2 separate regions of the Homo sapiens genome follow, and region 2 is linked to region 1. A link is a loop called in an ENCODE intact Hi-C map of the cell type or tissue named here. Cell type or tissue: B cell. All regions are shown on one strand. Each heading gives the region's core, and the rest is flanking DNA. Links, peaks and the distances in the headings are about the cores only.

The links. Peaks named below come from ENCODE experiments on the same cell type or tissue, not always from the same donor. Only the 100,000 strongest peaks of a DNase experiment are listed, where the experiment ranks them.
Region 2: a loop joins it to region 1, with 14 times the contacts of the local background. A loop is called at or near these places in 1 of 110 quality-filtered maps.

Annotation. Positions count from the first base shown.
Region 1 is chr22:22,951,686-22,957,062 of GRCh38, forward strand. No RefSeq gene overlaps it. Among named protein-coding and RNA genes, the nearest start is that of IGLL5, 67 kb to the left of the region's middle. RefSeq lists an enhancer at 3,027-3,176. In B cell, for the core only: CTCF peaks have their summits at 3,223, 4,431 (motif pointing left) and 4,630; DNase peaks (open chromatin) are centred at 1,346, 2,326, 3,206 and 4,406; H3K4me3 peaks cover 375 bases; H3K27ac peaks cover 1,600 bases.
Region 2 is chr22:22,664,720-22,670,096 of GRCh38, forward strand. It overlaps IGL, the pseudogene IGLV2-28 and IGLV3-27. Among named protein-coding and RNA genes, the nearest start is that of GGTLC2, 23 kb to the left of the region's middle. RefSeq lists a silencer at 2,146-2,325. In B cell, for the core only: a CTCF peak has its summit at 2,017 (motif pointing right); DNase peaks (open chromatin) are centred at 2,022 and 3,468.

The sequences.
Region 1 (5,377 bases), core at 171-5,170:
GGTTGGTCAGGGACTCAGAAGGATCAATGATCAGATTTGAAAATTAATGACAAGGAAGGGTGGGAAGAGGCATAGGGATGGGCCCCTCATTATGGACACTATGAGCAGACACCAGCATTGCATATGAATGCTGACCACATGGCACATGAACACTCTCTGCAGAAGAGGCCTCGATAATCAGGTGGACAAAATGACACATTCCATAGATGTCAGTCAACCTCATTCCCCAGCCATCCCAGTATTTGCCCAGTGGGCTTGTGGACAGAGGGGACAGTCATGGTGGCACACGTAGAGGCTGTGCATTACCTCATGAGCATGGCTGCTATGGCTTGGATGTGGTTTTTCCCCTCCAAAATGCATGTTGAAATTTAGTCCCCGTTGTGGCAACGTTGGGAGGTGGGACTTCATGGGAGATATTTGGGTCATGGGAGCAGATCCATTGTGAATAGATTAATGCCTTTCCTGGGAGTGAGTTATTGGTCTCACAGGAATGGCTTACTTCCCTCGAGAGCAAGTTGTTAAATAAGAGAGTCTGGCTTCCTTAGTTTCTCTCTCTTGCTTCCTCTCCCTCCATATGGTCACTTTGCCTGCTCCCCTTCCATCTTCTGCCATCAGCTGAAAAAGCCTGAGGTCCTGACCAGATGTAGCTGCCCAACCTTGGACCTTCCAGCCACCAGAATCATAAGCCAAATAAATGGCTTTTATTTATAAATTACCCAGCCTTGGTTATTTTGTTATAATAACACTAAATGGCCTAAGGCAGAAAATCTCCCTCTTCCTAAGGTTGACCTGGCTACCACTGACAAAAGTGGCCAATCTGTCAAGGGCAGAGACCAACACCAAGACCCTTATATATCATTAATGTCGGGGGCCAGCCAGCCTCCTGCTGGCAGATTAATTCCATTGATCTCTTCTACCATGGAAGGGGCACAAATTCTGGATATGGATTTGCCATCCCTGCTTGTAATGCTTCTTCCAGCATCACCAACCCTGGACTCCTGAGATCCCTGGCCACCATCGTGTCATTCCCCACAGTGCTGTGTCTAATCAGGGAACTGATTCCACTGCAAAGGAAATGCAGCATGGAATTAACTGCTCTTACTACATACCCATGCCCAGGCACGGCCAGACTAAAAGTGGAGTGACTTACTGAAGACTCAGTTGTGGCACGACTTGAGAGATGGCACCCTGAAATATGGAGGTCCTATCTTAAGGGTACAGTCTATGCTTTGACTCAAGACCATCAAGTGACAGTGTTTTAACGGTGCCTGGGATATTTTTAAATCAGGTATGGTAAGACATGCAGACAAGGAAATGACTGGTATAAAGAAAAGATTTGTTATACTCACAGATCTCAAGAAAAGGGAACAAACCACGCCACACAGGGCCACACAGAGAAGCAGCAGCATTGGTCAGGAGGCAGAGGGGAGGGGGAGAAAACAGGCAAGAACCTCTATTGTGGTTTCCACTGGGAAGGAACAGGGGAGGCAAGGTAAGCAGGTTTAGGATTGGCTAGTTTGAATAATTTTGGTGGGCTCTGGAGCACAGGAACAACTAGATACCTACTTGTCTGGTACCTGGTCTTGGAGTGATGAGGGCAGGTGGATAGCAGCCCAGCCTGTGAGAGCCCAGGAAAGAAAGTGCTTCAGGGCCGGGCGCGGTGGCTCACACCTGTAATCCCAGCACTTTGGGAGGCCAAGGCGGGTGGATCACAAGGTCAGGAGATCGAGACCACCCTGACTAACATGGTGAAACCCTGTCTCTACTAAAAATACAAAAAATTAGCTGGGCATGATGGCGGGTGCCTGTAGTCCCAGCTACTCAGGAGGCTGAGACAGGAGAATGGCATGAACCCAGGAGGCAGAGCTTGCAGTGAGCCAAGGTCGTGCCACTGCACTCTAGCCTGGGTGACAGAGCGAGACTCTGTCTCAAAAAAAAAAAAAAAAAAGTGCTTCAGGGTATGGGTTCTGGATTGGTTGGTTTGCACAAGAAAGGCTCACTGTTTGCCATCTCTAAGAATTAGCTAACCCTGCAAGGGGCAGTGCCCCAGGGTCAGCAAGGCCCCAGATGTCAGATCATCAGAAAACAGAAAATAAAAGAGCATGGTTAATACACACAGTCTCCCCAGGAGCCACAGTACATGGGTCTGAGAATAGATGGATAGAAGTGAGAGTGGCTTCTTCCACAAATAATCCTCCTAATACGCTCAAATAAGGTTTGCTTGCTATCCGAACATTTGAGCTCTGCTGCTTTGAAGATCTTAGTTCCCAAGAATATAATGCCTCTCCCAGGGGACACCACAATGGCTCCATTGAGTTGGAACTAACAGTCAGAAACGGGGGCAACTTTACTGGAAGGACTGATTGGTGCTAACGAGGGGAAATTGGGCTGCTGTGTCACATAGTGGGGGCAAGAAGGACTTCACCTAGAACCCCGAGTACTCATCATCTTAGTACTTCTGCCTACTCAGACCCTTCAAGAATGAAGGTTTAGATCTTCCCACCAGATAAAGATCTGTAACCAGCTGAGGTTCTAGCTGTGGAACAGGGAAATATCAAATGGGTAGTGGACAAAAGAAGTCACAGATAGCATCTGTGGCTCATAACTAGGGTTTACCAGGTTTAGTAAACGAAAATACAGACGTCCAGTGAGATAGTAACTTCAGATAAACAACAAATAGTATTACTAAAAGTACTATTTGTATGTCCTATGCAATATTGGGGACATATTTATGCTTAAAAATGCATTCACTGTTTGGACATCCTATATTTTATCTGGTAATTCTATTCATGACCAAGTAAAAAAGCACATTTTTTTACTTTGCTTGTCATGTGTGGTATATGTATGTATTTGGAGTTATTAACCATTTATCTTTTCTTATTATGAGTTGTTAGCAGAGTATTCAGTGAAATTGTGACTAAAGATGAAGATAAACTAATATAGTTAGCTGTGGATGCAGTGGCTCTTGGGAGCCTGCATCTCGCTTGGAGGAGAGGGTGAGAATTTCGTTCATATAAAGGATAACTGCTTCTTATTAGACGGAAACAGAGTTGTTTTTTGGTTCCTCAGAAGTTCAAATGTGTGTAGAAAGATAAATACGGAAGCTAAGTAGGAAAGCGGGTGAACTCTGCCAGTTATCAGCGGAATGTTCTAGCTGCAAATTGCCCCTTTCTCGCAAGCTCTAGGAAGCCGGCTGGTAAACAGCGCCCTCCTTTGCCCGCCGCTGCAATGTTAGGCTTTGCCAAAAGAGAGCACCTGGGGGAAGCTGCGAGGCCACCGCGGCGAGAAGGTGCTTTCCTGTTTCCCTGCTGTCCTTTCTTTTTATTCCGCACAGAAGCCATATATATATATATATATATATATATATATATATATATATATATATATATAGTGTACATTTATATATTAGGCTTTTAGGCCATATATATATGTGTGTGTATATATGTATATGTATCGCTACATATATATACTATATATACATATATACTATATATACTTTCTACACACTATAAATAGATAGTGTGGCACATCTATATATTACACATTTAGGCTCTTTATAGATATGTACCACCACATATATAGTGATACATTTATATATATATATATATATCGACTAAACAGCATTTAGGCTGTTTCCAGCTTTTTGCTACCACAAGTAATGCAGGAATTAGCAAATAAGATCTTCCAGATAATACCCAGAGGCAGGACTGCTGGATCAGGAGGAATGCACATTTTCAGTTTTACTGCCCTCTAATGTGGCTGATGAATTTACACCCTACTAGCAATGTGTGGGTTCTGTTTCTCTAACTCTTTACCACACTTGATATCAGCAGACTTTTCCATTTGCACCACGCAGCTCTTACTACAACCCTCCTTTACAGCTCTCAACTAACCCAGGCAGGCAGCATGCGTGGGCCAGACACCAGGGCAGTCCTCCACTGCAGTTAGATATTGAGTCTCCCTCCTGTGACTGGGCAGACGAAAAGGACTTGTTCACTCTTGTTTTCTCTAACACAGCGCTTCACACACAGAGTTCTTTTCCAGTTATGTGACTAATTCAATAAACTGCCTGAGCCTTAGTTTCCCAATCCTTGTCATTAAATGGTCACTGTGCCCACTGGTGTGCTGGGAAAAGTTTAACAACTAACAGAGTAGCAAGGGCGGTGGGAGTCCTAATTTGTAGCATTTGCCCATTTCCATGGTATAAATAATCCCACCATGGCTGATTTCAAGCTACCAAGGTGCCCCACTGAACACAGAGTTGGGAAGAGATGCTCTTAAATCATCAGCTCTCCTGAGCTGGTGCAAGCCAGTTGCGGGACACCACTGGGCTTTTTGCAACCCTGTTTCTTAATTCTCAGTTCTGGGCAGGCTGTAGTCGCCTCCCCGTGCTTCTGTACAAGTAGACAGCGACATCTGGTGGCAAAGTCAAGCAAATCCCAGACCATGTAGAGAAGGGCCTAGAGTATGGGAAAACAAGAAACACCCCTCTTCTCCCACCAGCACCCCCACGAAAGGTTCCTGTCCTCTTCCTCAACCAACCCTGGGACCCATCAACTCCAGCAAAAACTCAATGCCTGGGGAGTTCCTACATGGGCAGCCTGCAGGTCTCCCTTCCTGTGGCAGCTGGGGTAGAGTGGCATGGCTCCTGGTGTTGGAATAAGCAGTGACCTCGTACAGCAGTCATTCCCACTGCCTGCCTGCAGACCCCTTGCCTTACCCCTGGTTGAGAATTATCAGAAGCGTCCCTCAACCCAAAGCAGTCACCACAGCACTCCTAGAACAAGAGTTACTCAGCTAGTGTGACCAGAGCACTGGTTCACCATGAGCGCTTCCTCCTGGAATTTGGACAACCATCTCAGGGCCTTTCTTTGGTCAATTTCCTTCTGATTCTGTGTGTAAGACTTGTGTGCAGAATCTCAGTGGCCTAAATATCTCAGCCTATGGTAGGATAGGCGGGGAAGTGAGGGTGGCCCCTGCAATAGCAAAGCCATTACACTTAGCCTTTGGCCACTAAAACCCCCTATGGCAGCAACAGGCTGCTGACCACCGAACGTTCACCTCCTTTTCCATAGTGTATTCCTTTTCTTGAGACAGGGTCTCCCTGTATCACCCAGGCTAGAGAGCAGCAGTGCATCCATAGCTCCCTGCAATCTCAGACTCCTGGGCTCAAGTGATCCTCCTGCCTCAGCCTCCTGAGTAGCCGGGACTACATGCACACACCACCACACTTAGCTAATTTTTGTATTTTTTGTAGAGATGGGGAATCTCATTATTTGCCTAAGCTGGTCTCGAACTCCTGGCCTCAAGGAATCCTCCCACCTTGGCCTCCCAAAGTGCTGGGATTACAGGCATGAGCCACCACATCCAGCTTCCA
Region 2 (5,377 bases), core at 49-5,048, 290 kb before region 1:
CCAGCAGTGACGTTGGGCATTATAACTATGTCTCCTGGTGCCAGCAGCACCCAGGCACATGATTTATGAAGTCAGTTATAGGCTCTCTGGAGTCTCTGATCACTTCTCTGGCTCCCAGCTCTGGCAACATGGCCTCCATGACCATCTCTGGGCTCCAGGCTGAGGACGAGGCTGATTATTACTGCAGTTCATATACAAGCAGCAACATTTTCCACAGTGGACATAAGATTGATTCTCAGGCTCCAAGTCTGGCCAGTGAGCTTCTTTGAGACTCCCTGGGATCCCAGCAGTGACACTGATCACTATTGCTGTCCCACACATCCCAAGTGATGAGGAAGTAAGACCAAAACCCTCCTGAGATTCCTGACTTGTGTCCTGACACCAGGGCTGTTGGGATTCCTGTCTTTCCTTCAAGATTGTTCAAATAAGCAGTGACAGTCACTTCCATGTGAGATATGAGAAGAAGAATAATTCCATATGAACCAAATCCACGAAGCCTACACTGAAGCCTGCCAAGTTCTCTGCAGTCCAGCGCGATGAAGGGAGCATTTTCGTGGGAACTTTTGGGAATATGAGGGGAGCCAGGCTCAGCTATGGGTTCCAGAGACAAAGCTCCTGGATGTTTCTCCCCGGCCTTGGTCCATCACCTGCTACCTCTCCTCACTCTTTCCACAGACACTGCCCCAGGCTAAGCCCCCACAGGACCCTAAGCCTATTCCTGACCCTGAGCTCAGCCCAGGTGATGCTTCAGGAGATGGGATCCTGAGAATGAGCCCCAACATCTCTTTAACCTAAGGTGTGGGGTCATGAGACACCTGTTAGCCATAAGACACCTGTCCCCCACCTGCTCAGGAGACAGTGGAGCAGGCAACAGTGCAGAGAGAACCAGCAGGAGCCAGGCCAGGCCCTGCATCCAAAGCAGGCCCCAGTCCCCACAGATTCTCCAGCTCTAGCCTGTGGTACAGCCCCCACTTTCTGCAGGCTGAAATGGGCTTCTCAGGATGGGCAGGCCATGATGGGGGATGGCAGTGTGTCCACAGGACACAGCCCTGCTGCCTGCCTGACCCTCATGCCCCCTCCTTCCCCACCCTGGTTAATCTCCACCAGAAAGGGCCCAGGTTCAGAACTCAGGACACCTGGATCAGCTCCTGGACTTGCCCCCACTGCTCTCTGTTCTCCTGAGCCACTTAGTCTCTTTTGGCCTCAGTGTTACCTGCTGTGAAGTGAGGAGGCTTATACTGAACTGAGGAAGCTCTTTTCTTCATTCAAAATTAAAAGACAGAAAAACAATGAAAGTCATGTAAATTAAAGCCTGCTGAGGGGATGTCATTTAATGGGCTTCAGTGGGTTTCAGACGTGGAACTTCTTGTCTTTTCTCTGCAGGGATTCCAAGACAGGGGCTCAAAAGAGCTTGCTTTCTGTATGGTGGGAACAGCGGTCCCTAGCTGAGAATAAGCAGGAGATTCCCAGCTTCATCAGGAAGGCAGACTAGGCTAGTGTAGAAATCCTCTCCGTACAAACTCTGAGAGGTGTTGAATAAAATAAAGATAAACATAATTTCATGTTTTCATGGTGCCGATGATGGTGATGTTAGCTCACAACTAAGCTGCAGTGCCTGGAACATCAGGAAATCACAGTGAATCACAGCTGCTCTTATTGGGTGGGAGGTGCACCAGTTTGATGCCTAAGTACATAGAAAGCCTGGGTCCCTGTAGGATGGCACATGCATCTCTCTGGACTTTGAAAGCTTTGCAGAAGAGCTTCAGTTGACTCACTCTAATTAGTCCGGACTGAACAAAACCACTAGAGGAGGGCATTTCAACCCTGAGACACTTCTATAGCCCCAACTTCCTACCCTGCGTGTGCGAACTCTCTGTGCTGGGCTGGGCAGGGCAGATTGGGTCACCCTGCACAGAATGGGGCTGGACTGTCTGGTCCTCAACTTCTGAGGTGACAGGTGCTGTGGAGGCACGTGGAAGAAAAAAGCTCCTGGGCTGAGTCTCCTCCACCAGCTGGGGGCAGCAGAGCTGCAGCCAGGAGCAGTCAGGATTAAGGCTGGGGCTGCCCAGCTGGGGCAAAGAGAAGGCCAGCCTGGCGTTCAACAGGTGTCCAAGAATCAGTCTTCAGACTGAAAGTGAGTGCAGTTCATCCTATCCCCTCAGGCTGCAGTGACCATTCTCTGAGGGTCAGACTCATACAGTGTCACCCCAGGACACTGACAGAAGCCCGGCACAGTGAAGGCCTCACCTGGGAAATGCAGCTGGAGGAGGCTGGGACCAGGTGTCAACTGGGGCAGCTTACTCAGGAAGGGGATTTCTTTGGAGACATCCCAAGGTTGAGGTGCTCTAGGAGGGGGCACAGCGTGAGGTGACGGGGCTCCCAGGGCCCGGGTTCTTCACCCAGGATGGCTGTCTGAGCCTCCTGCCACTCTCAGGGCCTTGTCCCTCTCAGTCCAGCAGCAACCTGGGGAGCTGAGCCCTCTGTCCTGGGCACTTCCAGATACACCATACCTCACTTCCTTCTGCCTCACCTTCCAGCTCCAGGCGGACTCTGACTCAGGGGGAAACTCCTGTGCTCAGGGGAGTCTCGGGTGGGTGGGGTGAAGCATTTGGGATCCTGATCCCTTCATGGGGCATCCCCAGCATCCTTAAGGAGACACTCTTCAGAGGGACAGGGCTTCTCACCTGCCTCAGCTCTGACCATGGGGCTGTCCACACTCAGTGACAGGACACTGACCAGGGATCTGACTGGAGTGACCAGGAACCTGGCTGGGGCAACCAGGGACCACCCACCCTCTGGAGCTCACATGCTGTGCAGAGACCATGACCCTGGGACCCCTTCAGAGACCATGGGGCCTGAAGTTAGATTTTCAGTCCAGTGTGGTTTTCTCCTGCTTTTTGCAAGTTTACATAAAACATTGATGAGAAAAACATACATAAATAACAGACGAGCTGAGGGTGCCAATTGCTAATCTCTTGTGGCAATGAGGGGTGATGTAGCAGGAGCAGCACCATGGCTGAAATGAGACCAGAGGCCCTGTTGACTCCACAGGGGTGTGTGGTTGCTTAAATGACCCAACTATTCCCACTGAATAATCAGCAAGTGTCCCAATGACACAGCACAGCATTTAGATGAAATGAACAAGAGGGGACTGAGTCTGAGGGACCAGGGGGAGGAAGATCATGGGTCCCTGGGCCACCTGCTGCTGAGTCAGGTGTCAGCAAGATCTCTCCGCAGAGCCCAGCTCAGCCCATGGCCAACCTCCTGGAAGGTCCACAGCTCTGCTGAGCCTGGCCCAGGACAGACCCCAGGTCAGCGAGGTTTGGGACAGTGGTCATGAGATTAATTCCCAGAAAGGTGACTGTGATCACAGGGCTTGAAGGCTGCAGCTGATTTTCTAATCTGAGACCCTGCTTCTTCCTCCTGTTGCCTGTGCTGCCCTCACAGCTGGTTTGAGTGACATCTCTCCAGGAGGAGTCGCAGAGGATGTAAATTTGCATAAACGCCAAACACTGACTGCCCCCAAAAGCTGGAGAGGGAATAAGAGAGGCCTGGGGAGCCCAGCTGTGCTGTAGGCTCAGGAGGCAGAGCTCTGAATGTCTCACCATGGCCTGGATCCCTCTCCTGCTCCCCCTCCTCATTCTCTGCACAGGTGCTGCCCCTAGGCTCAGTCTCCACAGACCCCAAGTTGAGCCTGACCTGAATCCTGAGCAAAGCCCTGCCACTGCCTCTGGGGGGGATTCCTGGCAATGCGTCCTTTGTCCTCAAGCCCCCTCTCCTGTCTTTTCTTGCAGTCTCTGTGGCCTCCTATGAGCTGACACAGCCATCCTCAGTGTCAGTGTCTCCGGGACAGACAGCCAGGATCACCTGCTCAGGAGATGTACTGGCAAAAAAATATGCTCGGTGGTTCCAGCAGAAGCCAGGCCAGGCCCCTGTGCTGGTGATTTATAAAGACAGTGAGCGGCCCTCAGGGATCCCTGAGCGATTCTCCGGCTCCAGCTCAGGGACCACAGTCACCTTGACCATCAGCGGGGCCCAGGTTGAGGATGAGGCTGACTATTACTGTTACTCTGCGGCTGACAACAATCTCACAGTGACACAGGCAGATGGAGAAATGAGACACAAACCCCTTGCCATCTGTGTCACCTTCTTCCTCCAGCCCCAGGAGGACTGTGGACAAAGCCACGAACAGGTCTGGCCCAGTACACCCAGATCAGAGACTCTGAGGCCTCCTTCCTTCCAGATCTCTACGGAGGCCCTACAGAAGGTGGATCAATAATAAATTCGGGGTTGGCAGGTCCAGTAGGTCCTGGTGTTTTCTGGGCTGGAGTGTGACTTGGGGAAAAATGACTTGAATGGAAGTACAGTCAGTGGGAGACATCTATTGAGTGGTGATGGTCCCAGTATTTCCTTGTGTGGTGACTGAACCTAGGGCAGTGCCACTACTCTGTGGCCCAAATGCCCTGGGTTATTCCTCTGAGTTCCCCGTGTATTATTGAGATGCTCCAGCCCCCACTCTCATGGTATCCTGATCTGAAGAATCATGGCCAGTGCCCATTGCAGTGTCTCCATCTAGGTGCCATTTTCAGGACTCATGCATCCAGCATCCAAACAAGGCTGTGTGGGAGACCGTGACTTGTCACAGCTGTTCCCCACTGGAAAATGCCACTGAGCTGCAGAGAACTGCTCTCCCAGTGATGTTCCCCCTTCACAGTGTGGTTCAGGTGCAATGCCTGCCTGGTCCCTAGATTTTAATGCCATGTTTTCATTTAAAATAACCACGAAGTGTCTCTTGCTGAGCGCTCCGGTGTAACACATTCCCAGTCATGCCTCTCACAATTTTCTTTCTGACAAAATTTCCTGAAACCCTATTGCAATGAATTCTCCCTCTCAGAGTAGGATTGCAGGGAGTTCACAAATTAACAAACAAACCAAATACTGTCTAGAAGAAAGAGGATCAAAGAGGAGAGAGCTGCACAGGGAGCGCACTCTGGAGTCTGCAGATATTCATGAGCACCGATGAGCATGTGCATGGGAGGAAACCTTCTGTGATAGAGAAAATAACCATTCAAAGACATTTGAGGAAACACTCCATAGAGCTCACACACACATCCATGTGCACACACATGCACAATCAGAATAGTGCCTGTTCCTCCGCTCCATGAAGAAAGGCCCGAGTTAAAGTGGGTGAGATTTACCAGTGAGAAGAGCTTTGCCTCAGTACTGGGGAAAACATTGCCCTAGACAAAAGGCATCTCTGGTGTTAACTAAGAAAGTGTACGGCCCCTGTGCTGATGCCCATGTCAAAGACCATCACACGTATTTTAACCAACTAGCCCAGAGTTGTCACCAAGAGTTTGATCTTACAATAATTCTG